Linked DNA regions of Mus musculus: region 1 is linked to region 2. The links are chromatin contacts, found by Hi-C in ENCODE. All regions are on one chromosome and are shown on one strand. Each heading gives the region's core, a stretch centred on a gene start or an enhancer-like site at or near the end of the contact. The rest is flanking DNA. Distances are from core to core; before and after follow the strand shown. Region 1 holds the start of Stoml2 (stomatin (Epb7.2)-like 2). Region 2 holds the start of Arid3c (AT rich interactive domain 3C (BRIGHT-like)).

What was found. A loop is a pair of places that touch in the nucleus more often than their neighbours do.
Region 1: a loop to region 2 is called in a map of T-helper 17 cell, with 2.8 times the contacts of the local background. The contact joins the promoter of Stoml2 here to the promoter of Arid3c in region 2. A Hi-C loop is called at or near these places in 2 of 37 maps with a recorded cell type or tissue (T-helper 17 cell and T-helper 2 cell).

The regions. Positions count from the first base shown.
Region 1 is chr4:43,028,654-43,035,478 of GRCm38, reverse strand. Stoml2 (stomatin (Epb7.2)-like 2) reads left to right here and starts at 4,095. Exons shown (of 10, transcript NM_023231.2): 1 at 4,095-4,150; 2 at 4,371-4,508; 3 at 4,944-5,043; 4 at 5,181-5,239; 5 at 5,329-5,430; 6 at 5,575-5,709; 7 at 5,842-5,986; 8 at 6,121-6,200; 9 at 6,413-6,541. The coding sequence starts at 4,106. Fam214b (family with sequence similarity 214, member B) reads left to right here. Exons shown (of 9, transcript NM_001253353.1): 4 at 478-536; 5 at 715-820; 6 at 945-1,103; 7 at 1,326-1,394; 8 at 1,492-1,667; 9 at 1,791-3,065. The coding sequence ends at 1,944.
Region 2 is chr4:41,729,792-41,736,092 of GRCm38, reverse strand. Arid3c (AT rich interactive domain 3C (BRIGHT-like)) reads left to right here and starts at 4,951. Exons shown (of 8, transcript NM_001017362.2): 1 at 4,951-5,002; 2 at 5,828-6,208. The coding sequence starts at 5,900.

The DNA.
Region 1 (6,825 bases), core at 2,846-5,345, 1.3 Mb before region 2:
GGTCTCCAGCCTCCTGGTTTTGCTTTTTAAGAGAAAGTCTCAAATAGCCTTCAAACTCTCTATGTAGCCAAGGGTAGGGTCATCTTCCTGCCTCTACCTCCTAACTGTCACCTTGTATGTTATCACACCAGCCTATTCTCATCTCCTTTTTTAAAAATAAAGATTTACTTATTATTATACATAAGTTCACGGTAGCTGACTTCAGACACACCAGAAGAGGGCATCAGATCTCATTATGGGTGGTTGTGAGCCACCATGTGGTTGCTGGGATTTGAACTCAGGACCCTCGGAAGAGCAGTCAGTGCCCTCACCTGCTGAGCCATCTCACCAGCCCTCTCATCTACTCCTAAGCAAACATTGTTTAGGTAGAGGTGGAGGAAACCTATAGAGATGTTCTTCTGAGAACTTATAATAAGTCCTTGTCATTAAATATGTCTGGCCTTCATAAAGTCTCTGTTTTCAATATTTTCACCATAGGACCCAACAGACTGCAGTCCCATGGGGCGGAGGCTGAAAGGCGCCCGTCGCCTGAAGCTGTAAGTTGATCAGATTCTCCCTCTCGCCTGGCCATGAAAGTGAAGGCAGAAGTCTGTAGTTTTTTCCAACACTATATGTAGTAGAGGCCCTGGGGAATGGACAAGAGTGGTACCCAAGGACTGGGAACAGGAATACTCAGGATACTCAAGCCAACCCTTGTGTCCCTTCTCTTCCCAGAAGCTCCCTTCGAACTCTCCGGAAGGGGCCAGGCCTGCTGAGCCCTCCCAGTGCCTCCCCCTTTCCCACCCCTGCTGTCAGCCGGACCCTGCTGGGCAACTTTGAGGTAGCTCCTTTTGGACTTTGTAATTAAGGGTTCCTGGGAGGAATTCAATGGTGGAATGTGCCTCAAAAAACAAAGGAAAGACTTGGCATCGTTCTCAGATGTGTCTACTCCACCCTAATACCAGGAATCACTGCTTCGAGGACGCTTTGCACCATCTGGCCACATTGAGGGCTTTACTGCAGAGATTGGAGCCAGTGGGTCTTACTGTCCCCAACATGTCACGCTGCCCGTCACTGTCACCTTTTTTGATGTTTCTGAGCAAAATGCGCCGGCCCCCTTCCTGGTATGACATAAATCTGACCCCAAAATTATCTCAGAGGGCTTGGGTGGCAAAAGGCATTTCTTCCATGTTCTTCTTCTAGGAGTGAGTCAGGTTAAGAAGGGAAGAATTCTAGTATAGGGTAGAGCCAAGTCCAGGGGGAAGTGCTATAGAGCTTTTAGTATTTGGTGCTCATGACTGACTTTTCTAGCTCCTGCCCTGGCTAATGGTTTATGGTCTTCCTAGGGAGTCGTGGACCTGACTCCTCTGGGGAGGAAGGGTTACAGTGTGCCCAAGGTGGGCACCATCCAAGTGGTGAGTGACGGAGTGCTGGGCGCCCTGAGGGAGTTGATGTGGGAAGAGAGGAGAATCAGTCAGTAGGCCCTACCAACCTGGACTGTCCTGTCCCCAGACCTTATTTAACCCCAACCAGACTGTGGTGAAGATGTTCCTTGTGACCTTTGACTTCTCGGACATGCCTGCTGCCCACATGACCTTCCTGCGCCATCGCCTCTTCTTGGTGCCTGTGGGTGAGGAGGGAAATGCTAGCCCCACCCACCGCCTCCTCTGCTACTTGCTGCACCTCAGGTAAGCCCAGGACCCGGGGAGAGCTGGAGAAGCTCGGGTAGCCATCTGTCCTCTGCCCTCAACAATCTCCCCTTTCTTCTCCATCATCCGGATGCTGACGTGCTCACACTGTCTTCCCCTCAGGTTCCGGAGCTCTCGCTCAGGCCGCTTAAGCCTGCATGGAGATATCCGCCTGCTTTTTTCCCGCCGGAGCCTGGAGCTGGACACGGGGCTCCCCTATGAACTTCAGGCTGTGACTGAGGCCCCCCATAATCCACGTTATTCACCTTTGCCCTGATCGCAAGCATCCTGAACCTAGGTGGGCCCAAAGCCTGCCTGTCCTACCATCCTGGACAGGGTAAACTGTGGAGAAATGGCGAGAGCCCCTTCAGGCTTGAATTAAAGTCCTCATCCCGCTCACGCCCAAATTGACTATTTGGGTGTTTAAAGCTTCGGTCCTTCCATACCCTGTCTGCTCTGGGTACTTCATGTGCCTGTCCCCTCCCTTGGGTTTCCCAGGCCAGCTTAGGTAGTTAGGGAGGAACCAGAGCTACCCTGAGATTGTCCCAAGTTCCCAGGCAAGTAATGCCAGCGTTGCCTCCCTGTCCTGGGCAGGGGCCACTTATTATTTTATTTATTTTTAATTTATAATTTATTCAAATTGGATTGCCTTGGTGACCTCCCAAACCTGATAATTGGCATCACCCCACTCTCAGATATTGCTCCAACCTCAGGACTTGAAGAAGCTGATGTCGGGGCAAGGGGAGAGCTGCTCTCCTCTGGCTAAGGGCAGAGGGTTTATTCCAGAGGAACTGAGTCACTTAGCCAAAGACTCAGCTTCCCTCGGCTTTCTCTATTCCTTTTCCCTTTCCTGCCCTTCAACCCATCTTCGAAAGCCTGTATGTGTGGTGTGTGTGTGTGTGTGTGTGTGTGTGTGTACAGCTGTGTGCGTGCATACAAACTTGGGTTTGTGTAGGGTGTGTGTGTGAGAGAGAGACAGAATGTGCATGTATGTGTAACACAGGGGTTTAGCCACCTCTTACCTAGGGCTCAGACTCACTTGTCCCTCTCCTCCTGCCTGTGTCTCCTTGCTTTGGTGTCCTGACTGAGGAAGGTGTCCAGGGACAGAGTCAGGCCTAAGGACTGGGGAACCTCCTCTCACCTGACCAGACTCTGACCCACCTACCTCAGCTGGGATGAGGGGTGCCCCTCATTCAGTCACATGGTTCCCAGTTACTCCACTCCTCACTTAAGACTCTGACCCAGCCTCAACCCTTAACTCTTGGGGCTTGGCTGAGGGGAACAAGCATTTGCTGAAACTTGAAAAACAAAACAAACAAACAAAAAAATGGGAAAAATTGTACCTGGTACATTTTTTAAGGAAAAAAAAAAGAATAAATTCTTGTTTGGAAACTTGAACTAACCTCTACTTTTTTTTGTGTTCAAGAGGATGGAGATGTGGGGCCTAAAGGGAGCTGGAATTCTGGCAACAAGCTCAAACCCATGAGATCTTAGGCTGGGATGAGCTGAGTCTTGGACCATAGTCTTAGTCCTTTTTGTATAAGGTGCTGGGGGCTGGGTGGGTAAAGTGAAGCTACAGAGGCTAAACTCTGAGAATCTGGATTCTTACACTGATTCTGTAGTTTAGCCCCATCAGAACCTCAGTGTCTGTATATGTAAAATGAAGGAGGAGGAGGAGAATGAGAAGAAGGAGATGAGGGGGGATACAGGCCTCTTAAAGCTTGTATTTGAGAGAGTGTCAGAGACCTGAGCAAGGTTGATGTGTTTCAGACAAAAATGAAAGGCTGAGGCTCTTTGTTTCCCTCTGTATGTAAGGGGATCATGCCTGACCGTTTCTGGCTCAGAAAAAAATATGAAAAAGAGCTGTTGATGCCTTGGGAAAAGAGGGAAGGGAGAAATCTCCGCCCAGTCCTAAGGTAAAGTTAGGCCTCCTAGTTACCATGACAACGGGAATGGGGTCAGTCCCCAGTGGGAGAGCTGGGCACAACAGCATGACTACCCAAGAATGTCACTATGGCAACCACGGGCAACTACTGAGCGCCAATCCAATCCATTGTCGTTATGGTGACAGATTAGGACAGTTATACACGAGCTGGAGGGTAAACTGAGTCACGGCTGTGGGTACAGAATTTGGTGGGCGGTGTTCCTGTACCACTTGCGGACGGAATATTGCCTCAATTTCTACCACAATGCCCAGGAGCTTCGTAGTTTTTGAGAACCAGAACAAACTTGCACTCTCGGGCTCTCTCTTCAAAGCCTACGTTTCCCAGGGAACGATTTGACGGACGCCGACTAGTGGGGATGGGAGGGTGGACTAATACGCCGGAAGTACGTCGGGCGGAGTGGACCAGCTGAAGGAAGGGCTCGGGTTCAGGCTTCACAAGAGGCCGCTCTGCCCCACCTCTCGTTGGTTCCGGAGGTCGCCGAGGCTGTGGGAAATGCTGGCGCGCGCGGCGCGGGGCACTGGAGCCCTTTTGCTGAGGGTGAGAGCGAGGCAACCTTCACCAGAGGCTCGGGACCGACATCACCTGGGTCTTGAGCTGGGAAGGAGTGGGCTTCTAACTTTGGGGGAAGGACTGTGGTCACAGGTCATGGTCCCCACGTGAATCACTCTCCGGGGACCCTTGGGGGGGGTGTCGAGATCTAGGGAGAGGGATTTAGGGATCCGCGCCTGGTCCCCAGCCTACTCTCGTCTTCCTTCAGGGCTCGGTGCAGGCTTCTGGCCGCGTTCCGCGCCGCGCCTCCTCTGGACTGCCCCGAAACACCGTGATCCTGTTTGTGCCTCAGCAGGAGGCCTGGGTGGTGGAGCGAATGGGCCGATTCCACCGGATCCTGGAACCGGTGAGAACCTCTCTTGCCCGCCCTCAGCCAGCCAGATCGTCTGATCGTTTACTCGTGTGGAAGTGGGACTTCCGTCGGGGCCTGTCTGCACTTCTAACCTGCGAGGACCAGTTCTAGCAGAGCCCAGTCTCCTGAACACCACCTCCGTGTTTCCCCGCTTTCCTAATACCCTAGTGACCCATAGGCTTCATTCCTGGAGCTACCATACTCTAAAGGCAGCAGCTCTTGCTGGCTTCCATTCTTGACATTCATAAGCCTAGTCTTATCTTTTTGTACTCTTAGGTTTCCCTACCAGTGACACCCCAGCCTTTGAGGCCATGATAGGAGGGATTGCTTCTCTATGTTTATACGTGACTTACTACTTACTCCAGACTTAGCTTAGAGTTCAAGTTTACTAGCCTCACCCTTCTGAGAATCTATGGCTCCTCTTCTCAGGGCCTGAACGTCCTGATCCCCGTGTTAGACCGAATCCGGTATGTGCAGAGTCTCAAGGAAATTGTTATCAACGTGCCTGAGCAGTCAGCCGTAACTCTTGGTGAGAGCGATGGGGTGACAGGGATGTGCTAAGTGCGCTAGGATGTGGTTGCTATAGATCCAGGGCTTAGGAGAAAGAGCTGGTTGGGACTTAGAGGTCTGACCGACAGTTTTTTTCTCTTCTGTTTGCTCCTGCAGACAATGTAACACTACAAATAGATGGAGTCCTTTATCTGCGCATCATGGATCCTTACAAGGTATCTGCCCTGGGTTTATCTAGTTTTCTGAACTGCCTCTTCCTTAAAATCCTGCATCTTCAGTTCTGATCCTATACCTGCCCTTTCAGGCAAGTTACGGTGTGGAAGACCCAGAGTATGCTGTCACCCAGTTAGCTCAGACGACTATGAGATCAGAGCTTGGCAAACTCTCTCTGGACAAAGTTTTTCGGGTAAGCGGATCTGGGCTGGAGTAAGGGCTTAAGTGCATAAACTGTTGACTCTTTCCTGGGGAGCAAGGTTAGCCAGGGGCCTTCCCAGTTTAGGCTTTTGATAGAGACACTGACTTGTGCTGCTCACAAGTTCTGTTCATCTAGGAGCGTGAGTCCCTGAATGCCAACATTGTGGATGCCATCAACCAGGCTGCAGACTGCTGGGGTATCCGATGCCTGCGATACGAGATCAAGGACATCCATGTGCCACCTCGAGTGAAAGAGTCTATGCAGATGCAGGTAGGGAAACAGATTGGGTTACTCCAGTTCCACTGGGACTAGAATCCCCTATTGTGGGAGATAGAGTTGTATGTAAGTCCTGGTTAGAGATTCTCCTGCCTTCTTTTTGATGGGGGTCATTGGGGCTTTCAGGTAGAGGCAGAGCGCCGGAAGCGGGCCACAGTTCTAGAGTCCGAAGGGACACGAGAGTCAGCTATTAATGTGGCAGAGGGGAAGAAACAGGCCCAGATTCTGGCCTCCGAAGCAGAAAAGGCTGAACAGATAAATCAGGCGGCAGGTGAGCAGTGGGTGAGAGGCAGAGGGAGGAGCAGGGCCCAGGGCTTTAAAGATAACGGCTGGGACAGAGGCTTTGGGCTTCTCTAATTGCATGGGTCAAACTACTGTGTTTGGTTTTTTTGTTTTTTCTTTTAGGAGAAGCCAGTGCAGTTCTGGCCAAGGCCAAGGCTAAAGCCGAAGCGATTCGAATTCTGGCTGGGGCTCTGACTCAACATGTGAGAGGCTGATGGGTGTGGGTGGGGTGGGAATAGACAGTAGAAGGGCTTTTCTCTTCTATCCTTATGGGGAGTTCCTGACAGCGTGGCTCCATTAAGCCAGATTATGTGAGCTTTGTGTTAGGATTTGTATAGCCCCTTTTCCAGGAACGTAACCTTTCTCTTTTCTCCCCAAATCTCTGACCTCTGATTTTTATGCACTGTGGCTACAGAATGGAGATGCAGCAGCTTCGCTCACTGTGGCTGAGCAGTATGTCAGCGCATTCTCCAAACTGGCCAAGGATTCCAACACAGTGCTACTGCCCTCCAATCCCAGCGACGTCACGAGTATGGTGGCTCAGGTTAGAGCTCTTTGAAGATAAGCATACAATAACAGTGTCAGGAGCTAAGAATGAAGGTTTCCACTAACTCCTGCAGATTCCTGTGTCAGTGTTGGGAGCCGCCCTGCTTTGATGGTTTGATGTAAGAGACTTAGAATTGTTTGCAAGGCTCAGAAAACTGAGGCTTGAAGGATAAGAAAAACCAAGGGGCTGGGTGTGACAGTGCAATCCTGTAATACCAACACTCAGGAGGAGATGTAGGAAGTTCACAGTTAGAAGCTAGTCAGGCTACACAATGCAAACTT
Region 2 (6,301 bases), core at 3,702-6,201:
AAAGTCACAGATCTGACTACCTCTGCTTCCTGAGTGCTGGGATTAAAGACTTAAGCCACCACTGCCCAGCTACATATCTTTTTTTCCCTTTTGTTTGTTTGTTTTTCTCTTATACAATACATCCCAGTTTTTCCTCTCTCAACTCCTCCCAGTAGCCCTCTCTCCCCTCCTCTCTCACCCAGATCCTCTCCTCCCCTGTTTCCCTTCAGGAAAGAGCAGGCCTCCTAGGGATACCAACTAAACACAGCATAACAAGATACAACAAGACCAGACACCAACCCTAATATCAAGTCTGGACAAGGTAACCCAGTAGGAGGAAAAGGGTCCCAAGAGCAGGCAAGAGAGTCAAAGACAGACCCCAACTCCTCCTGTTAAGAGTTTCACAAGAACATCAAGCCACACAACCATACTTATATGCAGAGGACCCAGCACAGGTCCATACAGGCTCTGTGGTTGTCACTTCAGTGAACCTGCTCAGTTGATACTGTGGCCATGTTCTCCTGGTGTCCTCGACTCTTCTGGCTCCTACATTCTTTCCTCTCCCTTTCTCTGAGCCACATCTACACAGCTTGACTCCTATATGTGAGTTAGCCTAAATCTCTTCCCCAGGGTTTAGCTTTGGATACCTTATTCCTCAACATCTCCACCTGGTTGTTTAATAGGTGTCTCAAACTTAAAATGTCCAAAGCAAACTGAATTGTTTCCCAAGCTATGTGACCCCCACCACCATGCAGTCTTTACCATCTTGGACTACACTTTGAAGTTCTTATACACCTAATGGCTCACATTCAATCCATCCACAAGCCCTCAGTTTATCTTGAAAATATATCCAGACTTCACCGGGCATGGTGGCACATGATAGTCACACAGAAGCCTGTAACCGCAGCCTACTTCTGGGTCCAGGTCTTGTACGTTCTGGTGGTCTGTTAAACCTTCTGGGCACCCTCATTAGCACACTCAAAGGTATGTTTCCATGGTGATTGTTAGTTCCCCTAGCTGCTATGCAGGTGCTGGGAATCCACCATAGATCCTCTGTGAGAATGGCCAGTGCTCCTAACAGCTAAGCCATCTATCTCTCTGGCTCCTCATCTCTGTTTCTTCACTGAGGATACAGTGTGACCAGCTGCCTCACCCCCATAACTTCCCTTCCATGATAGACTGGACCATTTTAGGGAAAGCCAAACAAACCCTTCCCTTGAGTAGCTCTTGTCAGGTATTTGTCACAGTAACCAAGAAAATACTAATAAGAACCCCACAGGCAGCCAGAGAGATGGCTGGAAAGTTAAGAGCCCTGGCTACTCTTCCAGAAGACCCAGGTTCCATTTCCAGCACCTACAAAGCTCACAACTGTTTGTAACTCCAGTTCCAGAGGATCTGATGTCCTCTCTGGCCTCCTAGATATCAGGCATGTATGTGGTACATAGACAGGCACACAGGCAAAACACCCAAACACATAAAATAAGATAATAAAATAACTTCATAAGCAATGAGTTACAACTCCCTGCCAGCTAAACCATTCTTGAATCCCTGTCCACGAAAATGTGAGAAAATAATCACTTCTTGTTTTGTTTCTAAACTGGAGAGACTGATAATTTCCTATACGACATGTAGGTAATTACCAACTTGTTCTTTCCCTTCCTAGACTCCAAATGCAAGCACTAATTTTTTTCCCTCCTGATACTTGGGATTTAACCTAGAACCTTAGAATGTTAGCAAAGTACCACCAAGCTACACCACCAGTCTTTTTATCTTTTCTCTTGAAACAGATCTTGCCAAGTTGCTCAGGCTGGCCTTGAACTCTCTGTTGCCCAGACAGGCCTTTAGCTTGGTGTTTCTCCTGCCTCGGCCTCTCAAGTAGCTGGGACTGCACGTCTGTGCCACCAGGCCCAGCTCCAATTACATTTTTCTACAACAAATACCTCCGCCTGACACACATATATTTCCTCCACTAGAACAATACCACGTAACAGTGACACTGTTTTATTTGCCCTATAGTGCCTGCCATAACGCACTCGATAAATGAGTGTCAGTTTCTGAAGGTCTAGGTCATTTTGCCTTGAGGTATAGGAAACCTGAATGTGGAGGGGGTAAGAGGCAGCCTTCCTTTAATGTAATTTTTGTTAAAGATTTCTTTTATTTATTCTATGTAAGTACACTGTAGCTGTCTTCAGACACCAGAAGAGATCATCGGATCTCATTACGGATGGTGGTGAGTCACTGTGTGGTTGCTGGGATTTGAACTCAGGACCTCCAGAAGAGCAGTCAGTGCTCTTAAGCGTTGAGCCAACTCTCCAGTGGCAGCCTTTCTTTAAACCCAGGTCCCAGCCATCTTTAGCCCCTCCTTCACTGCTTCCTAGCTGTATTCTTCTGGACCAGATTCCAAAGGTGGGTTCATTTTGCTTGACTCCCAGTATTTGGAGGTGAGGGAGGATGCTCATCTCCATGCCCCCCTCTTATCAAGACCCACAAAAACTCATTTTGAACCTTTCAGAACTACAGTATCCCAAGTCACTACACCTACTTCCCAGAAGGGAATCTTACATCACTCTCTTCAGGTACCTCTCAACAGCCAGTGGCAGCAGGGAGAGACAGGAGCAAGCTGGACCCCAGAGTTCTGTACATACATCTCTACCCCTTACCCTCTGGGTATCCACAACACCCCAGGACATGACCACCTGTCTCTCTGCGTGCGTTAATTCCACCAGCGAACCACTCTGTGGTCCTAGCATGGTGGGCGGTGGGAGCTCTGCAGGACGAGAGTGTCCATCCTCAGACACCCATGAGTATAGAGCTGGGGCGTCTTAGTGTTGAAAATGAATCAAGGATCGAAGGAGTTGGAAGGGGTTGTGGCTGACTCGGAGATCTGGTACGGAAGAGGAAAGGTTGGGGGCAGACGATGGAATAAATGGTGAGCCTCAGCCCAACCAGGGATAGCCATAGAGAACAGATACAACAGCGGGAGCTGGGTTTTAGAGTAGGGATGGTGGGAAACACGTGGTTTGGCCCAGCGTAAGCTGAGACTGGGAGGCGCTAATGAACCAGAGGAGGATGAGGGAGGAGACAAAGGCCATGCCCAGATTACTGCCATGTAGGGGCATTTTTATCCTGAGACATGTGTGTCCCACTGGGTGTAAAGGGTTTGGTGACACTGTGCATATGTCACCCCCACAGGCACCTGCTGCTCACCTAGCTTATGGCGGTCCTCATACCTTTAGCAAGTAGGTCTCCTTGACCACAGAGAGAGGCTTGGAATGCATGAGAGTACCTGAGAGAAATAGGGTCAGGCTGCTCAGAGGGGAAAGAGTGGCCTGCCACCCGGGACCCCCAAAACAGAAACAGCATCAGGGGATTGTGGTGTAGGATAGGCCCAGTTAGCTCAAGGAGATTTGGAAGTCAGGGCACATGGATGGAGAATGTACGTGAACATGGGCAAACTGCTGATCACTGAAACAAAAGAGATACTGAGAAGCCAGGAATCGCTAAGCTCTTCATTCTTCCTTCCACACATACTTGGAAATCCTTAAGAGAACAAACGTCAAATGAGGTTTTTAAGAGGGAGGTGCCGGGCAGTGGTGGCACACACCTTTAATCCCAGCACTTGGGAGGCAGAGGCAGGCGGATTTCTGAGTTTGAGGCTAGCCTGGTCTACAAAGTGAGTTCCAGGAGAGCAAGGCCTATACAGAGAAACCCTGTCTTGAAAAAGAAGAAAAAAGAAGACAGAAGAAGAAAGAAGACAGAAGAAGAAAGAAGACAGAAGAAGAAGAAGAAGAAGAAGAGGAGGAGGAGGAGGAGGAGGAGGAGGAGGAGGAGAAGGAAGAAGGAAGAAGAAAAGAAGAAGAAGGAAGAAGAAGAAGAAAAGAAGGAAAAGAAGAAGGAAGAAGAAGAAGGAAGAAGAAGAAGGAAGAAGAAGAAGAAGAAAAAGAAGGAAAAGAAGAAGGAAGAGGAAGAAGAAGGAAAAAGAAGAAGGAAGAGGAAGAAGAAGAAAAAAGAAGAAGGAAGAAGAAGGAAAGAAAGAAAAAGAAGAAGAAGGAAAGAAGAAGATGAAGAAGAAGAAGAAGAAGAAGAAGAAGAAGAAGGAAGAAGGAAGAAGAAGGAGGAGGAGGAGGAGGAGGAGGAGGAGGAGAAGAAGAAGAAGAAGAAGAAGAAGAAGAAGAAGAAGAAGAAGAAGAAGAAGAAGAAAGAAGGAGGAGAGGAGGAGGAGGAGGAGGAGGAGGAGGAGGAGGAGGAGGAGGAGGAGAGGTGTGTATGCCTGTATTTCTCATACAATGTGTATATCCCGATGTGTGTGCTTGCAGGAGACTCAAGAGACTTCTGGGGGTGTAGGTGCATAGATATGGGGGCCACTGGCATGTGCATACCTGTGCCTAAACTGACACATATTTGCAGTTGGCGATAGCACGTGGGCAGGGCATGAAGGAAGGCAAAGCTCTGTTCTGGCCAGGTGTTCCGCATTCATCCCCGCATCCTTCAGAGCGATTCCAGTGTGACAACAGCTTGTTCAGGCCCTAGATCCCTCGAGTCACCTTTAAACGGAATGTGTAAAATTGGGCCCGAATTTGTGACAAGGTGTGAACGGCGGGTTCTGAGTGTGGGTTTGGGGGACACGACTTGTAAGGCTGGGCGGGGCCATGGGCCGGAGTTTACTAGCCGTGGTCTCCTCTTTCTCCCACGCGTGATTTCCCCATAGCTCTCCGGCGCCCCCCTCGAATCTGGCTGGTGGGAGACACCTGTTGGGGGGTTAAGAGGAGCCGAGCCCACCCCAGCCTCTTCCGCTGCGCCCTCCCGCCCTCACCCGCCCAGCAGGGCTCGGGTCCCGCCCCCGGGACCGCAGGCAGCCAAGCGACCGCCAGTGAGCGCACGGCGGTCAGAAGAGCGCAGGGCGGCAAGAGCGCACAGCGGGGACCCTGCGCAGGGAATCCAGCTGAGACAGGAGCCGCCCGAAAGGCGGCAGAGCAGACGGACCGCCGTGGAGACACCCGGGGCTTCGGGCGGTGCCAGGCAGGTGAGTGTAGCTGCAGGGCGTCCAGACCCCGGGATCCGGGCTCAGTGACTCGCCACCTCATGCCCGTCTGGTCCTGTCCCTGTCCCAGACCCAGACATTGCTGCCCTCTTCTCTGTACCTCTTGGATTCCTGATTCTTGTGTTTTATGTTTTTACCCGGTTTTTACACCAGTGTCCTCTATTTTCTGTCTCTTTCTAGTATTTTCTCTCTCATGCTGCGTCGCTCTTCCCGCGTCTCTCTCAACCTCATCTTGCTATCTCTTTTCAGGTGTCTGTCCCTCTCTTGTAGCTCTCTCTCTCTCTTTCTCATTCTCTCTCTCTCTCTCTCTTCCCCCCCCCCTTCCTTCCCTCCCTCCCTCCCGCCCTCCCTCCCCATCTTGGTCCTCCTCAGTCTCTATGTCCCGCTCCTGTCTCTCTTCCAGTCTCTGTCTCTGTATCTGCCTGTCGTCCCGTGTTCTCTCTCTCTCTCCCTCTCTCTCTCTCTCTCTCTCTCTCTCTCTGTGTGTGTGTGTGAGAGAGAGAGAGAGAGAGAGAGAGAGAGAGAGAGAGAGAGAGATCTCCCTGCACCACTCTCCCTTGGTTTCTGTTACTCTTTCCAATTTGCTTGATTCTCCCTATCCTCAGTTCCTGGCCATTTCTGACTCCCTATGTGTAGTCTCTGTCTCTTTTGCTCCCTCTATCCCTCTGTCTCTGTTTTCTTGATATATTAATCCTTCCCTTATAACTCCATGTATGTCCCTGAACATGTATGTCCATGAGCATCTCCTCTTGTGTTGTAGGGTGTGGGTGCAGCAAGGCCCTGCACCCATAATTCCCTCCCCCACAGCCGGCCCTTTCCTCGGGGCCCCGCCTGGTACCAGGAGCCCCCCCAGCAGGGGGACTGCGCCTGGAAGCTGTAATGGAGGCCCTGCAGAGGCAGCAGGCAGCACGGCTGGCCCAAGGGGTGGGGCCCTTGGCCCCTCCACGCTTACCGCTTCCACAACCTCCTCTGCTTGGCGCCCGGACCCTACAGGCTCCTGAGGGGGCTATAGGGGTGGTTGGGGCTGAAGAAGAGGAGGGTGCTGAAGATGAGGAGGGAGAGACACCCTTAGCAGAAGAGGAGACAGCTGAGCAGAGCCATCCAGGAGCCCGATGTCCCAACTCACCTTCCAGCCAGTCTCCTGGAATCCAACCACATGAGTGGACCTACGAGGAACAGTTCAAGCAGGTAGGCACCCTCTCTCCACCACCCACCACGGCCAAGCTGTCACGCCTCTCTCCCTCTGGCAAAAAATAGTCTACACATTCCTATCACCCTCTG